Regions from separate parts of the Homo sapiens genome. Here region 1 is linked to region 2. Evidence: chromatin loops called from intact Hi-C (ENCODE). Cell type or tissue: K562. All regions are shown on one strand. Links, peaks and the distances in the headings refer to the core of each region. The heading gives the core; the rest is flanking DNA. Region 1 has its middle 6.6 kb from the start of SNX10. Region 2 overlaps LOC105375199 (a long non-coding RNA gene).

Region 1 (8,342 bases), core at 13-8,012, 210 kb before region 2:
CAAGGGAAACAAATATATTAAATTCACGAATGAAGTTTAAAATGTTTAGAGGTGATTAAGTTAATGGGATCAAACATTAATCAAATGCCTTTTTGGTTGTTAAAGTTTGCTAGAGTTATAAATGGAATAAGATCACGTGTGATATTGTAAAATATGTATTTGGTCATCATCCCCATTTCCTGGTATAAAATTCTTAAAATCCTTAGAATCTCCAAAGTGATTTTTTTTGTATGCTAATGAGTTGACTGGTGGCTGGCAGCCCCTAGGTAGCTTCAGGAAGGGGCTAGTCACTGGAAAGACCACACCCTGATTAGAGGGTCAGTACTTCCAGCCCCATTCCGCAATTTCTGTGGGGTGGGGAAGGGCTGAAGATTGAGTTGATCACCAATGAACAATGGTTTAATCAATCATGCCTACATAATGAAGCCTCCATAAACACACAAGAGGACAGGGTTCAGAGAGCTTCAGGATAGCTGAACATTTACAGGTGTATGGAGGGTGGTCCACCTGAGAAGGGCATGGAAGCTCCATGCCCCTTCCCCCATGCCTCGCTCTATGCATCACTTCATCTGTATCCTTTGTACCATCTTTCTGATAAATGTATCTGTTTCCCACAGTTCTGTGAGCCACTCTAGCAAATTATTTGAACCTAAGGAGGGGGTCATGGGATCCCCAATTTATAGCTGATCAGTCAGAAACACAGGTAAAACCGCCTGAGCGGAGCTTGCAATTGTCATCAGAAGTGGGAGGAGGCAATCTTGTGGGATTGAGCCCTCAACCTGTTGGATCTGACACTGTCTCCAGGTAGGTGGTGTCAGAATTGAACCGGGGACGGGCGCAGTGGTTCATGTCTGTGATCCCAGCACTTTGGGAGGCCAAGGAGGTTGGATCACTTGAGGTCAAGGGTTCGAGACCAATCTGGCCAACATGGTGAAACCCCGTCTCTACTTAAAATACAAAATTAGCTGGGCGTGGTGGCCCATGCCTGTAATCCCAGCTACTCGGGAGGCAGAGGTGGCAGTGAGCCAAGATTGTGCCACTGCACTCCAGCCTGGGCAACAGTGAGACTCCATCTCAAAAAAAAAAAAAAGAGGAATTGAACTGTGGTGGAGAACACCCAGCTGGTGACAGCTGCAGAATTAACTGGTTGCTTGGTGTGTGGGGAGAAACCTCCACACCTTTGGTCACAGAAGCCTTCCATGTTGACTACGGAGTGAGAGCAGAAGAAAAATTTTTTCCACAGAGTTAGGAAAACTTTAAAAACTAAGGAATAATTATACTCTTAAACTTGTAACTTTAACAAATCAAATATTCTAAAAATAGCATCAAAACAATATTTTCTGTTCACAAGAACTACTCTTGGAGGCGTACACACACACACAAACCACATAAACAATTATGACCAGGCCAGGCATGGTGGCTCACGCCTGTAATCCTAGCACTTTGGGAGGCCAAGGCGGGCAGATCACCCGAGGTCAGGAGTCCCAAGACCAACCTGGCCAACATGGTGAAAACCCATCTCTACTACAAATACAAAAAATTAACCAGGCATGGTGGCACATACCTGTAATCCCAGCTACTCGGGAGGCTGAGGCAGAAGAATTGCTTGAACCTAGAGGGGGAAGTTGCAGTGAGCCGAGATTGCGCCACTGCACTCCAGCCTGGGCAACAGAGCGAGACTCCATCTCAAAAAAAAAGAAAAAATATATATATAATCATTTCTGCCTCTCTTGGTATAATGTCCTTATGCTGGGGAAAGATATTTTATTCTGTGTCTTATGGACTATCTTCTCGGTTCTTTGTATTTAGGGCTGTAACGGGAGCATTTGAGGAACATTTTGCTTTCTTGTATTTGTGGTAGATGTACTACTACACCAGCTTCATAGGGCTGTTGTGGAGTTTAAATGAAATAACCCGGGTAAAGCTCTTGTGCTGGGTCAACAGTAAGTGTTCAGTAAATTGTAGCTATTATTATAACTTGATCCTTTTCTCCAATCTCTCCTGTCTCGAAGCTAAGTGCACTTAGTTACATACACTAAGGAAAGCCACCTCCACCCCCTGTCCTTCCTCCATCTCTTGGGAAAATTGCAAAATCCACAGAGAGTAAAAATGGAAGTTGCCTGGACTTGATGTTCAGAAATTTTAATTAACTGATAATATACATAACATTGTGTTCAAAAACACTTTGCCTTTACATTTACATGAATGGTTCTGCCTTCTTGGGAAACCTGTCACAGGAAATATTTGCAATGTAGGGAAGATAGTTTTTATCTTTCATCAAGCAACTAATAATGGGATGTAAGAAAAAATCTAAACAAATGACAATTTGGATTTTGATTTCTGATCTTGTGATTATAATTACTGTTTCTTCAAAAGAATGAAATATAGATTAATGGTGAATAAAATAACCACTCTTGAATATCAATCTTATATAGTTTTTCAAAATATTTAACCTATGCACGCCTCTCCAAAAAAGACTAGAAAAACGTTTTGAGTGACCTTACCTGTTTGTAAGACGAAAGGGTTTAACTTCTCATCCATCCACCCACCTCCTTATTCTTGTTAGTGGACTACTGTTCTCCCAGTTAACACCCCAAACACGCTAACTTTGGCACTTCCTTTGACCCAATCCCTTCCTTTGATCCACTCAGGTCCAAGATCCATACATTTCGTCTTGGCCAGATCATGGTGGAACTCACCTTCTGTGTTCTATTCTCCTGCAGACACTCTCAACTCTCAGAATCCTACAGTAGCCTCTCTACAGTGATCCAATTTACTGGTTTTTCGAACGCCTTTAGCATCAGAACCCTTTCTTCAAATGAACCCCATTTATAAAACAAAGAAAAACACAATTCCATTACTATACGTTTATCTGATGAATTCAATTTTGTAGCATTTGCTAATTATAGAGAAATCAATGACCATTGGAAACTGTTTTGTTGAACACCAAGATTTGAAATCAGGGATTTGTGAAAGATCGTTGGACTCTCCTATCAGTTTCAACATCCCATTTTTTTCCCTCTATTTGATTGCTCAATATTAACAAGATTCCAATCTACTCAGAGAAATATTTGCAAATGGTAACAATTCAGACATATGAAAAAGGAGTAGTTGAAATTTTTGTTTCAAAGTTGAAGCACTAAGGGCATCTCACATCCTCACATTTTATCACTTACAGAAGTTGCAAGTAAGAAGACCAATCCTCACTGTAAATGCTAAAGTGTCTATAATGGGAATTATCACCACACGACTTGCTACATGTTCATTTGGCTTTACACGACTGACAGGAGCACACACCCAAGCAGAGGTAGGCACCTTGCCCAATATTCCCCAGGACCACCAAGGGATGCTCTGCAGTGATGTCCTGCTCATTCTGCTCTACCAAAGTAACTTCATTCCTGGGAAAGAGAAAACAAAAACAAAAAAGCCCTTGCATTATCAAAAGCTACATTTTAAGGCCTAACGTGGTGGCTCATGCCTGTAATCCCAGCACTTTGGGAGGCCGAGGCGGGCAGATCACTTGAGGTCAGGAGTTCAAGACCAGCCTGGCCAACATGGTGAAACCCCATCTTTACTAAAAACTACAAAAATTAGCCAGGCGTGGTGGCGCACACTTGTAGTCCCAGCTACTGGGGCAGCTGAGGGAAGAGACTCACTTGAACCTGGGAGGCAGAGGTTGCAGTGAGCTGAGATCAGCCACTGCATTTCAGCCTGGATGACATAGTGACACTCTGTCTCAAAAAAAAAAAGAAGAAAAGAAAAAAGAAAAAAAAAAGCTGCATTTTAAAAGCATTGGTTTCAATGGTGAATTTTATTTTATTATTATAAACTAAAAATAAATTGGTTGATTAAAACTGACAAAAACAAAACAAACCTTAGCCATTACTGAGCATATCAAACATAAACCCATTCCCAATCATCTAATTTCTAAGCTTTTGATATAAATTGCAGTATGGTATAATTGGCACCAACACTCAACCAAAGAACAAGAGACCAGTAGAGAAGCCATCTTCTTGCATGGAGAAGCTGGGTTTTTTTTGTCTTGGGTGGGTTTGGTTTTCTTTAGTGCTCTGCATATAGCCTTTAGTACCTGTACACGTGGTACTAGTTCTGGATATTGGGTGCATTATAGTCTATAACCATGTGGAGGTAGTAGAGTACGGTGGTTAAGGCTCAGGCTCCAGCGCTGAAAAGCTTCTGTCTAATCCCCAAATTCTTTAGGCAAGTCACTTCATGTCTCTAAGCCTCAGTTTTCTTATCTGTGAAATAGTACCTATCCAACAGGGTTGTCATTACGAAATAATAGATAGAAATTACTAAGTCCAGGACTGCAGCAGAGTAGGAAAGAGCTTCATAAACATGATTTTGATGTCGTTGTTTTTAGTGCACAGCTCATCTTTCCTAAATAAATGGTTGCATAATATCCAAATCTCTTTATGACAACTTTTGCAGAAGAAAGTATACTTATACTCATTTATACAATTTTCTGTGAATGGACATACATAGGACTAAGTTTTTTTTTTAACAACCAACCTATGTATATGTATGAAATTCCTCTGAAAGGATGAACTTTGGTGAGGAGAAATAAGGAGGTAAGGGCAAACATGAGAGGAAGATTGCTTTTTAATGTATATCCTTTTGAACCATTCAAATGTTACGTAGAGTGCATTCAACAATGTATAAACAGGCCAGGCGCGGTGACTCATGCCTGTAATTCCAGTATGTTGGGAGGCCAAGGCCAGAGGCCTGAACCCAGGAATTCAAGCCTAGCTTGGGCAACATAGTGAGACCTTATCTCTGCAAAAAATAAATTAAAAAAAAAAATAGCCAAGCACAGTGGTGCACACCTGTGGTCCTAGCTTCTCAGCAGGCTGAGTTGAGAGGACTGCTTGAACCCAGGAGGTGGAAGCTGCAGTGAGCTGTTATCATGCCACTGCACTCCAGCCTGGGTGACAGAGTAAGACCCTGTCAAAAAAAAAAAAAAATATATATATATATATATATATATACACACACACACACACAGACAATATATATATATTTATATATATACTATATATTTCTCTATATACACTATATATAATATATAAATATATGTATGTATATATTTATAAGATATACAAATATATGTATGTATATATTTATAAGATATACAAATATATGTATGTATATATTTATGATACACAAATATATGTATGTATATATTTATAAGATACACAAATATATGTATGTATAGATTTATAAGATACACAAATATATGTATGTATATATTTATAAGATACACAAATATATGTATGTATATATTTATAAGATACACAAATATATGTATGTATAGATTTATAAGATACACAAATATATGTATGTATAGATTTATAAGATACACAAATATATGTATGTATAGATTTATAAGATACACAAATATATGTATGTATAGATTTATAAGATACACAAATATATGTATGTATAGATTTATAAGATACACAAATATATGTATGTATATATTTATAAGATATACAAATATATGTATGTATATATTTATAAGATATACAAATATATGTATGTATATATTTATAAGATATACAAATATGCGTATGTATATATTTATAAGATATACAAATATGTGTATGTATATATTTATAAGATATATAAATATATGTATGTATATATTTATAAGATATATTTATATATTTTCTATATATTTATACAGAAAATAGAGTATAGTACATAAATAAATATTTATAAATATTTTATTTATATACACAAATATATATATCTATATACACAAAGAGACAAGCACTGAAGGTATTGTAGGGGCAGCAAAACTCCACCTCTGTCCTCTTTTAGGCTGGGCTGGAGAATTAAATTGACGTAAGACAGATTAACAGGATGAAAGCATGCAAGTTTATTTAATACAAGTTTTACATGGCATGGGAGCCCCCATAAGGAAATGAAGACCCAGAAGCAGTTAAAGTTATTTTAACAAGGTCTGTACAGAAGTTTCTCAGTCTCAACTTTCTATCCTTGATAAGAATGCTGCGGGGGTGGCCAGGTGCAGTGGCTCATGCCTGTGGTCCCAGCACTTTGGGAGGTCCCAGCCGAGGCAGGAGGATCATGAGGTCAGGAGATCAAGACCATCCTGGCTAACACGGTGAAACCTCGTCTCTACTAAAAAATACAAAGAAAAATTAGCCAGGTGTGGTGGTGCACACCTGTAGTCCCAGCTACTTGGGAGGCTGAGGCAGGAGAATGGCGTGAACCTGGGAGGCGGAGCTTGCAGTGAGCCGAGATCGCGCCACTGCCCTCCAGCCTGGGTGACAGAGGGAGACTCTGTCTCAAAAAAAAAAAAAAAAAGAATGCTGTGGGGGTTTTGGGGGGTTTCGTTTGTTTGTTTGTTTGTTTGTTTAGAGACAAGATCTTGCTATGTTCCCCAGGCTGGACTCAAACAATCCTCTCACCTCAGCCTCCCAAAAAAATGCTGCATCTTTCACATGAGAATTTCATCTCCTGCTTTTAAGAAACTGAATGAAGGTCGTATTCTTTTTTTTTTTTCTTTGAGACAGGGTCTTTCTCTGTCACTCAGACTAGAGTGCAGTGGCACAATTATGGCTCACTGCAACCTTGACCTCCCAGGCTCAAGTGATCCTCCCACCTTAGCCTCCCAAGTTGCTGGGACTACAGGCACAAACCACCATGCCCGGATAATTTTTGTTTGTTTGTTTTGTTTTGAGACAGAGTCTTGATCTGTTGCCAAGGCTGGAGTGCAATGGTGCAATCTCAGTTCACTGCAACCTCCCCCTCCCAGGTTCAAGCAATTCTCCTGGCTCAGCCTCCGGAGTAGCTGGGATTACAGGTGCCCACCACCACACCTGGCTAATTTTTGTATTTTTAGTAGAGATGGGGTTTCACCAGGTTGGCCAGGCTGGTCTTGAACTCCTGACCTCAGGTGATCATCCTGCCTTGGCCTCCCAAAGTGCTGGGATTGAAGGCGTGTGCCATCATGCCCAGCCTTTTTTTTTTGTAGAGATAGGGTCTTGCCATGTTGCCCAGGCTGGTCTTGAACTCCTGAGTTCAAATGATCCTCCGGCCTCGGCCTCCCAAAGTGCTTGGATTTGCATGAGCCACCACGCCCAGCCAGGGGTGTCATATTCTTAACCCATTCAATAGAAACAGACAGCTCACAAAAGAGGAAGTACCAATAACTAATAAACATAAAAGGAGAATCCATTTCCCAACAGTTTAGTAAAAAAAATATTTGAGACAGGGTCTCACTCTGTCTCTGTTGCCCAGGCTGTAGTGCAGTGGTGTGATGATGGCTCACTGCAACCTCAACCTCCCAGGTTCAGGTGACTCTTCCATGTGTCTCCTGGGTAGCTGGAACTACAGGTGCACACCACTACACTTGGCTAATTTTTTGGATTTTTCATAGAGATGGGGTTTTACCATGTTGCACAGGCTGATCTCAAACTCCTGGGCTCAAGCAATCTACTCACTTCAGCCTTCCAAAATGCCAATATTACAGTGTGAGCCACTGACTCCAGCCCAAAAAATTTTTTTAATTTTTATTGTTTTTTTTTTATAGAGATAGGGTCTCACTATATTGCCCAGGCTGGTCTCGAACCCCTGGCTTCAAGCAATCCTCCCACTTCAGCCTCCCAAAGCACTGGCATTACAGGCATGATCCACCACACCCAGCCAAGTCAAAAAATTTTTGCATTGAGAATATCATATATTGACAACAGGTAGTTTCATGCTTTGCTCGTGAGAGTATAAATTGGAAAAGCAATTTTTAAAATTTATTTATTATTATTTTATTTTTGAGACAAAGTCTCGCTCTGCACCCAGGCTGGAGTGCAGTGGCGCGATCTCGGCTCACTGCAAGCTCCACCTTCCAGGTTCAAGCGATTCTCCTGCCTCAGCCACCCAAGTAGCTGGGATTACAGGCATAGGCCACCATGCCCAGCTAATTTTTGTATTTTTAGTAAAGACAGGGATTTGCCATGTAGGCCAGGCTGGTCTTGAACACCTGACCTCAGGTGATCTGCCTGCCTCAGCCTCCCAAAGTGCTGGGATTTCAGATGTGAGCCACTGCGCCCAACCTGGAAAAGCAATTCTAGAGAGCAATTTAGCAATGTCCTATTGAAAGGACAGGCAAGCCCCAAAATCGCGGCTTAGCGTGGGAGGGTTCTTAGCTTCACCCAGGAAAGAATTCAAGGGTGAGCTGGTAGTGTTAAACAGCAACTTTTATTGAAGCAGCAGTGTACAACCGCAACTGTGGAGCAGGGCTACCCCATAGGCTGTGTGTACAGAATAGCAGCTCAGAGGTAGTTCAGCAGGCATAGTTA
Region 2 (8,342 bases), core at 282-8,281:
GATCCTTCTGGACGTTAGCCAGGGTCTAAGTCTCACGCTGGATGTTCCTTTTTAAAGAAATCACTTTCCACTGAATCCCCCCTTCAACCTCAGAGTCAGCCTGCTCTCCTGGGTTGCTCAGCGCCTCTCCTGGACCCCTACTTAGACTGCCCCTTCCTAGGCAGTTTTCCTTCCTGCCTCTTCCCCCAGCCTCCTATCTCCTTAGAGAACTGGTATAAGCTAAAGTGCTTTTTCAAAATCTCTATTATGTGTATTTGCATTTTAAAGGAGGTTTCTGGACAGGGCAATTCAAAGATAGAACTCTGGAGCATTTAGCCTGGGAAGATGGGTGTTGTGCATTTGGGGGGTGTGGAAGAAGGAACTTTTGCGCAGAGAGATTCTTATCACTCTTACAGTCATACTGAACAGAGCCTGGGAGGCTGGCCCTGACCAAGAGCCCCAGGGCCTCCAAGACCTTTGGACTAGGCTTGGCTGTAGGTAGGGAAAGGCTATTGCTATACTGTGGGAACCCCTAGGGGCTCTTTACCTAACAGCTGTGATTAATGAGTTGAATGGAGGAGGGGATGACTTCCTTCCTTGGCCCACTCAGAGTTCCCTGGAGGTGACAGCCACTCCAGGCACTCATCTCTGTGGCAGGCACCCCGTGGGAAGAGGTTGCATCAGCTCCAAGGTCTTTTCAGTTGTATCAGGTGGTCCTTAAGAACTGTATGTGGTTGAGACTCTGAACTCCCGGACACAGCAGAGAAGCAGAAAGTTGCCTTCTCAAAGGGGCACGTGTTCCCTGAGCTGTTTTATATCCCTGAGCTTTCCTGTGTCTTATGATTGTTTTCCCTCTGCCCCCTCCCCAAATATCCATTACGGACACTTAATCTTGTGTTAATTATGTATATGTTTCTGAGCCTACCAAATTCATCTGCATGTAGAAGTTTACTTTTATCCCATGTCATAGTTGTGGGGGCCAAGGCTCTTGGTCCTGTAAAGGTTTGCTGAAAATCACTGAGATGAGGCAGGTTGATTAATTGGAGAAAAGGCATATACGCTTATTTAACGTGCATTCACAGGAGCCTTCAGCATGAAGACTCAAAGATACAGGGGAAATTGTCCATTTTTATGCTTAGGTTCAACAAAATATGGACAGCCATATGGGAATATGATTGGAGGAAAAGCATAGATCTAAGTCTAATAGAATGAGTGGGGAAGCCCAGCAAGAGCTGCCTGTCTAGATTCTCCCTGGCCTCTCTGAGCGCACATTTCTTCCTTCTGGGTGTGGGGCAGGACCCTCTCTGGAATGGGGGTCTTATGACCTACTATCAAACAGGGTAGGTCAGATTATTTATTTATGGCCAGTTTTAATTTTTATTATTTATTTATTTGAAACAGAGCCTTGCTCTATTGCCCGGCCTGGAGTGCAGTGGTACGATCTCAGCTCACTGCAACCTCCGCCTCCCGGGTTGAAGCAATTCTTCTGCCTCAACCTCTTCAGTAGCTGGGACTACAGGCGTGAGGCACAACGCCTGGCTAATTTTTGTATTTTTAGTAGAGATGGGGTTTCACCATGTTGGCCAGGCTGGTCTTGAACTCCTGACCTCAAGTGATCCTCCCGCCTTGGCCTCCCAAAGTGCTGGGATCACAGGCATGAGCCACCGTGCCCAGCCCATATGGCCAGTTTTTATACAGATAGGGTGGAGGGAAAGTTAAACTAATATTTTTAGGTTTTATGGCTGGCTTTGGAAAAGGCTTCTGGTTTCTATGGCTAGCCTCCGAGGAGAATGGGACTGAGAGACAGGAGGGCAAGAGAAGGTCAGAGAAAATCATTTGCTTCTGAGGCTGCTGCTGAGGGCTTCATTTTGGGGTGTTGTTTTCTGAGCCCCAGCACAGTCTTTCTGGGAAGGTGGGAGGGTACCTGACTCCTTTTATTGTAGATCCAGCTAAGACTCCATGGCTGTCCAGAGCTTTCTCTGTGGTTTTCTCATGGTAACTGCAAATGGTGAAAGGAGGATATTTGGCAGGACTGTGCTCAAGGAATAGCAAGATAGAAGAAATGCCTGACCACTGTCCTCCCAGAGGTAGAATATTCCCAGGGAAATGCCTTTCTTTGTCAAAGTCTCTTTTCTTTTCTTTTCTTTTCTTTCCCTCCTTTCCTTCCTTCCTTCCTTTCTTTCTTTCGCCAGCTAAGTATATGCATGTACTTTTGGACCTGGAGAACAATAGAATGTACTGTTGTATTTTTATTCTCTTTGATTTTTTAAATTCCAGAATTTTCCTTTTCCTTTTTTGGGGAAGAAAAAAAGTAAAATAAATAAACTGTGATGATTTGACATTTCCCTGTAGCTTCAGAAAGGAAATTTATATAATACATATCTGTCTTTGGCTGTTTTCTCCCTCCAAGGTCAAGTTTGGTTTTTAGATGTGGCTTATAATACTTTATATTGTTAGAGGGTTTGAAACTCATCAATATTTGAACAACATCCTGAATTGGATGGTATGTGGGTTGTGTTATATTTGGCCTCTGTGTCTGCCTCAGAGGTGGGGGTTTTAGGATGGATTGATTAACACAGAATGTTAAGCCTAATAATGAAATTGTGGATGGTTCTGAGCTTGGAGCTGTCTATTCAGACTTTCTGCCACTGAACAGTGTGGTGGCTCCATTCACCCCATGCTGCTTTTTCTAGACTCGTCTTCACTTACTACTCACAGATTCCAATTTCTATTCTTGCCTGAACAGAGGAAGGGAGCCTTGAATACACAGGCAGGATTAGGCACATGAGTGGATAACCCACTTACAGTAGCCCACTTCCAGACAGCCCAAATTCTAGAAGAGCATCTAAAGAGGGATGGGTATTATTTCAATTTATTTCCATTTAATTCTCTGCATCCTTGGTCTAAGCACAGCTGTGTCACTGTGGTGATGTCCCTTGCCTATTGGGGATGATGATGGGAGCTGGGATGGCATATGGTAATAACAGATACCATTTATTATTGAGCATCGACAGCAGAACTAAGAAGATGTATGTGGGTTATCTCTTTAGTCCTCACAGTAACTCTGCAAGGTGGCATTTTCTTCATGCGGCAGATGGGAAAACCGAGGCTAAGAAGGATTACTCAACTTGCCCCAAACCACACAGCTTGAGTAGCAGGGCTACTCCAGCTAACTCCAGCTGTCTGTGCGCTTTCAACTGTTACCCCGCTACACCTGATCCCGCGGGCACAGGGCATGCGCGGGCGGTGTGGGCGCGTCGGGTCCTTCTCCCTTTGTCTGCAGTGAGTGATCCGCGCGCCCCCTGCCTGAGCCATCCCGGCTTTGCTTTGTCTGTTGCATTGTTGGCGAGACCTCTACTGCCTGAGTAGTTTGTTCAGTGCACAGTAAAGAGCTCTTTAGTTTTATTGAAATTATGTTTATGTTAAAATTATGTTATCCAAAATCTTGGATTACAGAGCAGCAGAACTGTTTGCAAGGACTACTGTTTAGTGAGTTGTTACAGAAACACCTTGTAAAATAATGAGTTATGTGAGCTGGAAGAATCAAAGATGTGGAACTGGGCAATGTAAACAATTTATTCCTGCCAGTAACAGCTGTAAAATGATGATAGCGCAAGTCTCTTGACTTTATTCCCTTACTCTGATTTTTATTTTACAGTACATTCACTTCTAGATCTTGTTGCTAGTTTTTAAGAAAATTTTAATTTTTTTTTTGAGACAGGATCTTGCTCTGTTGCCCTGGCTGGAGTGCAATGGTGAGATCACAGATCACTGCAGCCTGGAACTCCCTGGCTCCAGCAAGCCTCCCACCATAGCCTCCCAAGTAACTAGGACTGCAGGTGTGTGTGCCACCATGCCCGGCTACTTTTTTTTTTAGTTGAGATGTGGGGGAGGTGGGGAGGGTCTGCCTATGTTGCCCAGGCTGGTCTTGAACTCCTGATCACGATGGATCCTCCCACCTCAGCCTCCTGGTGTTAGAACTATAGGTGTGAGCCACTGCTCCTGGCCATAGATCTTTTTTTTTTTTTTAATACCTCACTCAATTTTTTAGAATTTTTTTTTTGTATCAAACATAATGGATTTCACATTGTTTTAAAAAGTAATTGGGAAGGAATACTGTTTCAGAGGACAGCTTACAGAAATCTCTACTATATGACACAGTTTCTTGTTGGTAAACACCATTAAAAAAGTTCAGAAGATTCCATGAGAACTTATAAATTACCTATGGTCTATTTAGAATCCTAAACAAATACACAGTGATTTACAGTGAACTGAGAGAGAAAGATCTAGGAAGAAGAAATTTTAAATTTGCTTGGCTCTTTTCTTTCCTTTTCTGAGACAGAGTCTCACTCTGTCACCCAGGCTGGAATGCAGTGGTGCTATCTCAGTTCACTGCAACCTCTGCCTCCCAGGCTCAAGCAATCCTCATGCCACAGCCTCCCAAGTAGCTGGGATTACAGGCATGCACCACTACGCCCGGCTAATTTTCTTTGTATTTTTTGTAGAGACGAGGTTTTACCCTGTTGTCCAGGCTGGTCTCAAACTCTTGGGCTCCAGTGATCTGCCTGCCTCGGCCTCTCAAAGGGCTGGGATTACAGCACTGAGCCATCGTGCCCGGCCCCCGATTTTATTTTCAAAAATACATTTAGTGACAAAACATCACTTTCTACCTACATACTTAATTTTGGTTTCTCTCAGTTTTATTTTGTTTTTGACACATTTAAATTCCCTAAATACTGTAATAAAAATATTCTAAATACATTCTAAATATTTTAAGCCATTTTTTCCCTCTCTCCCTCCTTCCCTCCCTTCCTCCTTCCTTCCCTTCCTTCCTTTCTTCTTCCTGTGTTCCATCTTTCCTTCTCCCTTTCCCTCTCTTCTTCTTCCTTTTAATCACAAGGTGCCTTCCCCTGTTAGGAATGAGACAATCATTTTGTAAAAATATTAATTTAAAAAATTTGTTTAGAGATGTCCTTTGAAATGAAGCTTCCATACTTTTCATACTTTGGAATTTTTCAAAAATATTCGTCTTGAAGGAAGTCTTGTTAAAATCTAAAGGACCGAGAAACATATTTTAGTTCTAAGGTGTTTTTATAGAGACTCTGATAGCAAATGAATGGAAAGAAATACTGCTTTATGCACTACGGAAATGCAATGATTATCCTGCTGCCAACGTAACCTGGAGTGATATATAACCACCTCTCCCTGGCCTGGGAGATTAATGAAATGACTCTAATTTTGGCAACCCTTCCCACCAAGAGTGGGTAACATAACTCTAAGTTGATTTGAGCAAAGGGCAGAGCAAACTTTAAACAGAGCATCATGGCTTCTACTCACTTTGGTGACATTCGGAGTGCTATTTCAGCCCTATTTGATGAAGGTTGTCTGGGACCTCCTCAGCCTCTGTTTCCATGCCTGTACCAAGATGACACTGTGACTGCAGTCCAACTTGCCTCCTCTGTCAGATGACACGCCCTTCAGATGATTGCGTTCGCCAGTTAATAAACAGTCACTTTTTGAAACGGAATCTCTCTCTGTTGCCCAGGCTGGAGTGGTATTATCTTGGCTCACTGCAACCTTTGCCTTCCAGGTTCAAGCAATTCTTCTGCCTCAGCCTCCTAAGTAGCTGGGACTACAGGCACCTGCCACCACACCCAGCTAATTTTTGTATTTTTAGTGGAGACGGGGTTAAGCTGTGTTGGCCAAGCTGGTCTCCAACTCCTGACCACAGGTGATCCACCTGCCTCGGCCTCCCAAAGTGCTGGGATTACAAGCATGAGCCACCGTGTCTGGCCCACTTGGTGTTTTGATCAGTCTTATAGGAATGTATACCTTGTGTTTTAAGATTCAACCATTTTTTTGGTTACTGCTTCACTTCTACCTCTTTCAGTTATTCATGCTACCTAAGTCAAAAGGGGCTTCTCCTTTGCAGCCGGCCCATAAGATAAGACTCTCAAGGCGATCTGCTTCTGTGGTAGCTAAGAGAATGAGCTTTGGAGGCTCACTGGCTGGGTTCAAATCTGCTCCCATCAGCACCTCATGAGGGTGTTAGAATGATTAAATGAGGTGCTATGTGCAGGAAAACACAGTGCCTACCACAGAGAAAAAGGATTTTAGTGTGTTTTTTTTTTAAACAAAACCTTCTGAATGTTTTGGTTCAATGGTTTTCTTCTAACAGCTTATATTATATTATCAGAGCCCATTGATCATAATGGCCAATAACATCATGAAAGGAGACATGGCACTTCTGGTGGAGGAACATGACCCCTCCAGTAAAGCTGTCCTGTCAAAACATCAAGCCCATATCTATTCAAGCCTCCGTGTAACTACCACTTCTCAGAAAACAATAGGGCACAGGCGGCACAGCCCAGAACGTGGGAACCCCTAGAACAAATGACTCAATGTCTTCAGTAAGGGAATAGCCAGAAAAAGTGTGTGGGGAGGGAACCTCAGATTAAAATAATGTCAATGGGATGGCAGCCAACTGCCACATGTGGACAGGTCCATTTAGGAGACAACTGGGAAAAGTAAACATTGACTGGACACTTGATACAATTAAAGACTTATGGTTAATTTTTAGTCGTCTTTTTTGTTTTTTTTTTTCTTTTTGAGACAGGACCTCACTCTGTTGCCCAGGATGGTCTTTTCTCAGGCAATCTGCTTGCCATGGCCTCCCAAAGTGCGGGGATTACAGGCATGAGCCACCACACCTGGTCAATTTTTTTTAGTAGTGATAATGGTTTTGGATTGGTTTTTAAAAGGTCTTTATTTTTAGAAATGTGTATGTAAATATTTTAGAAATATGCACTTAAATATTTATTTCAAATTTACGGATGAGATGATATGATGTCTGAGTATAGAGGGAACGAGAGTGGCACCACTGCCTTGGTAATTGTTGGAGCTGCCTGGTCGGTAGATGGTGGCTTATCATGCTGTTCTGTCTACTTTTATGTATGTTGAGATTTTTCAGGAGATGAACTAAAAATGATCAAAACAAAGCAAAATAACTACAACAAAAACAACCGTGCCAAAATCTAGTGGACCCTCAATATAAAGCAGCACATTCCCGCAGTTCCTCCACCTGCTTTCTGCTCAAATCATGGTGCCCGTTTCTAGGTCATTGATTACAAGAGGTTTCCTTACTAGGGCAGGTGATTTCCCCTATCATGGTTTATTATCCTTAACAGAATTTGAGAAAATGGCTGTTTCAGGTTGGTTGCTGTCACGTGCCTCTGAGGTCAAATACTGCTATCAGGAGTTGACAGTTGCTATTTGGCTCAAAGTACTTGAGGTCATGGTCACTCCATTATCTTTCTAAGACTGCAATTTTTGAACCTGCCTTTACTGGATATCAGGTGCTCGGTTGGTTGTCTTTTTATAGATGGCATCAATATCAGGTGGCATATAAAAGCTTTCCCAAACCATGATTGCCTTATTAATCAATTCATAAAACTGATCAGGAAAGTGTTAGGGTATCTATTAATGTAGTAGTTAGGAAATAAATCTAAACCCTACCTTTCTCTGATAAGTAGGTTTTAAAAAAGGAATGAGGATGAAGTTCAAACAAATGCATCTTATTATTTAATTTGCTCTTCTCTCTTTTGACCTATAATTTTTGCTCCATGCAATGTCTTCAGTTGGCAACTAAAAATATTTCTCTTTTCTGAGTGCAGATAGCCATAATTTGACAGTGTGGGTTCCTTTTGTTATTGCCTTCATCTTGGAGAAACTGGACATAGATTTTGGGGTTATTAAAATAAATTTTGAGCTAACAGATTAGATATTTTTGAATTTAAAAAAATCAATTCAAATGGCCAGGTGCAGTGGCTCATGCCTCTAATCTCAGCACTTTGGGAGGCTGAGGCGGGCAGATCACATGAGCCCAGGAGTTCAAGACCAGCCTGGCCAACATGGTAAAGTCTCATCTCTACTAAAAATACAAAAATTATCCGGGCATAGTGGTGTGCGCTTGTAAGCCCAGTTATTGGGGAGGCTGAGGCATCAGAGTCACTTGAACCCAAGAGGTGGAGGTTGTAGTCCTGGGTGATGGAATGAGACTATGTCTCAAAAACAACACAAAACAAAACAAAACAGCAATTCATTTGGCTTAAATAAAATTCTGTCTTCATGCTATCACATTTAATGAAGATGGGCAGCATGCATCTTTCAGAAATACTAATCAGTTTATCAGGACTCTGGACCAAAACATTTACTGTTTAAGTCAAATAAAATACTTATCTTATTAAAATCACTATGTTGGCTGGGCACGGTGGCTCACTCCTGTAAACCCAGTGTTTTTGGAGGCTGAGGAGGGAGGATCGCTTGAGGCCAGGAATTTGAGACCATCCTGGGCACACAGTGAG

What was found. Peaks named below come from ENCODE experiments on the same cell type or tissue, not always from the same donor. Only the 100,000 strongest peaks of a DNase experiment are listed, where the experiment ranks them.
Region 1: a loop joins it to region 2, with 6 times the contacts of the local background. A loop is called at or near these places in 12 of 110 quality-filtered maps.

What each region holds. Positions count from the first base shown.
Region 1 is chr7:26,281,048-26,289,389 of GRCh38, reverse strand. No RefSeq gene overlaps it. Among named protein-coding and RNA genes, the nearest start is that of SNX10, 6.6 kb to the left of the region's middle. In K562, for the core only: a CTCF peak has its summit at 4,143; a DNase peak (open chromatin) is centred at 4,139.
Region 2 is chr7:26,074,015-26,082,356 of GRCh38, reverse strand. The region is part of intron 1 of LOC105375199 (a long non-coding RNA gene); the gene reads left to right. Among named protein-coding and RNA genes, the nearest start is that of NFE2L3, 74 kb to the left of the region's middle. RefSeq lists an enhancer at 3,141-3,210. In K562, for the core only: a CTCF peak has its summit at 3,290; a DNase peak (open chromatin) is centred at 3,276; H3K27me3 peaks cover 1,788 bases.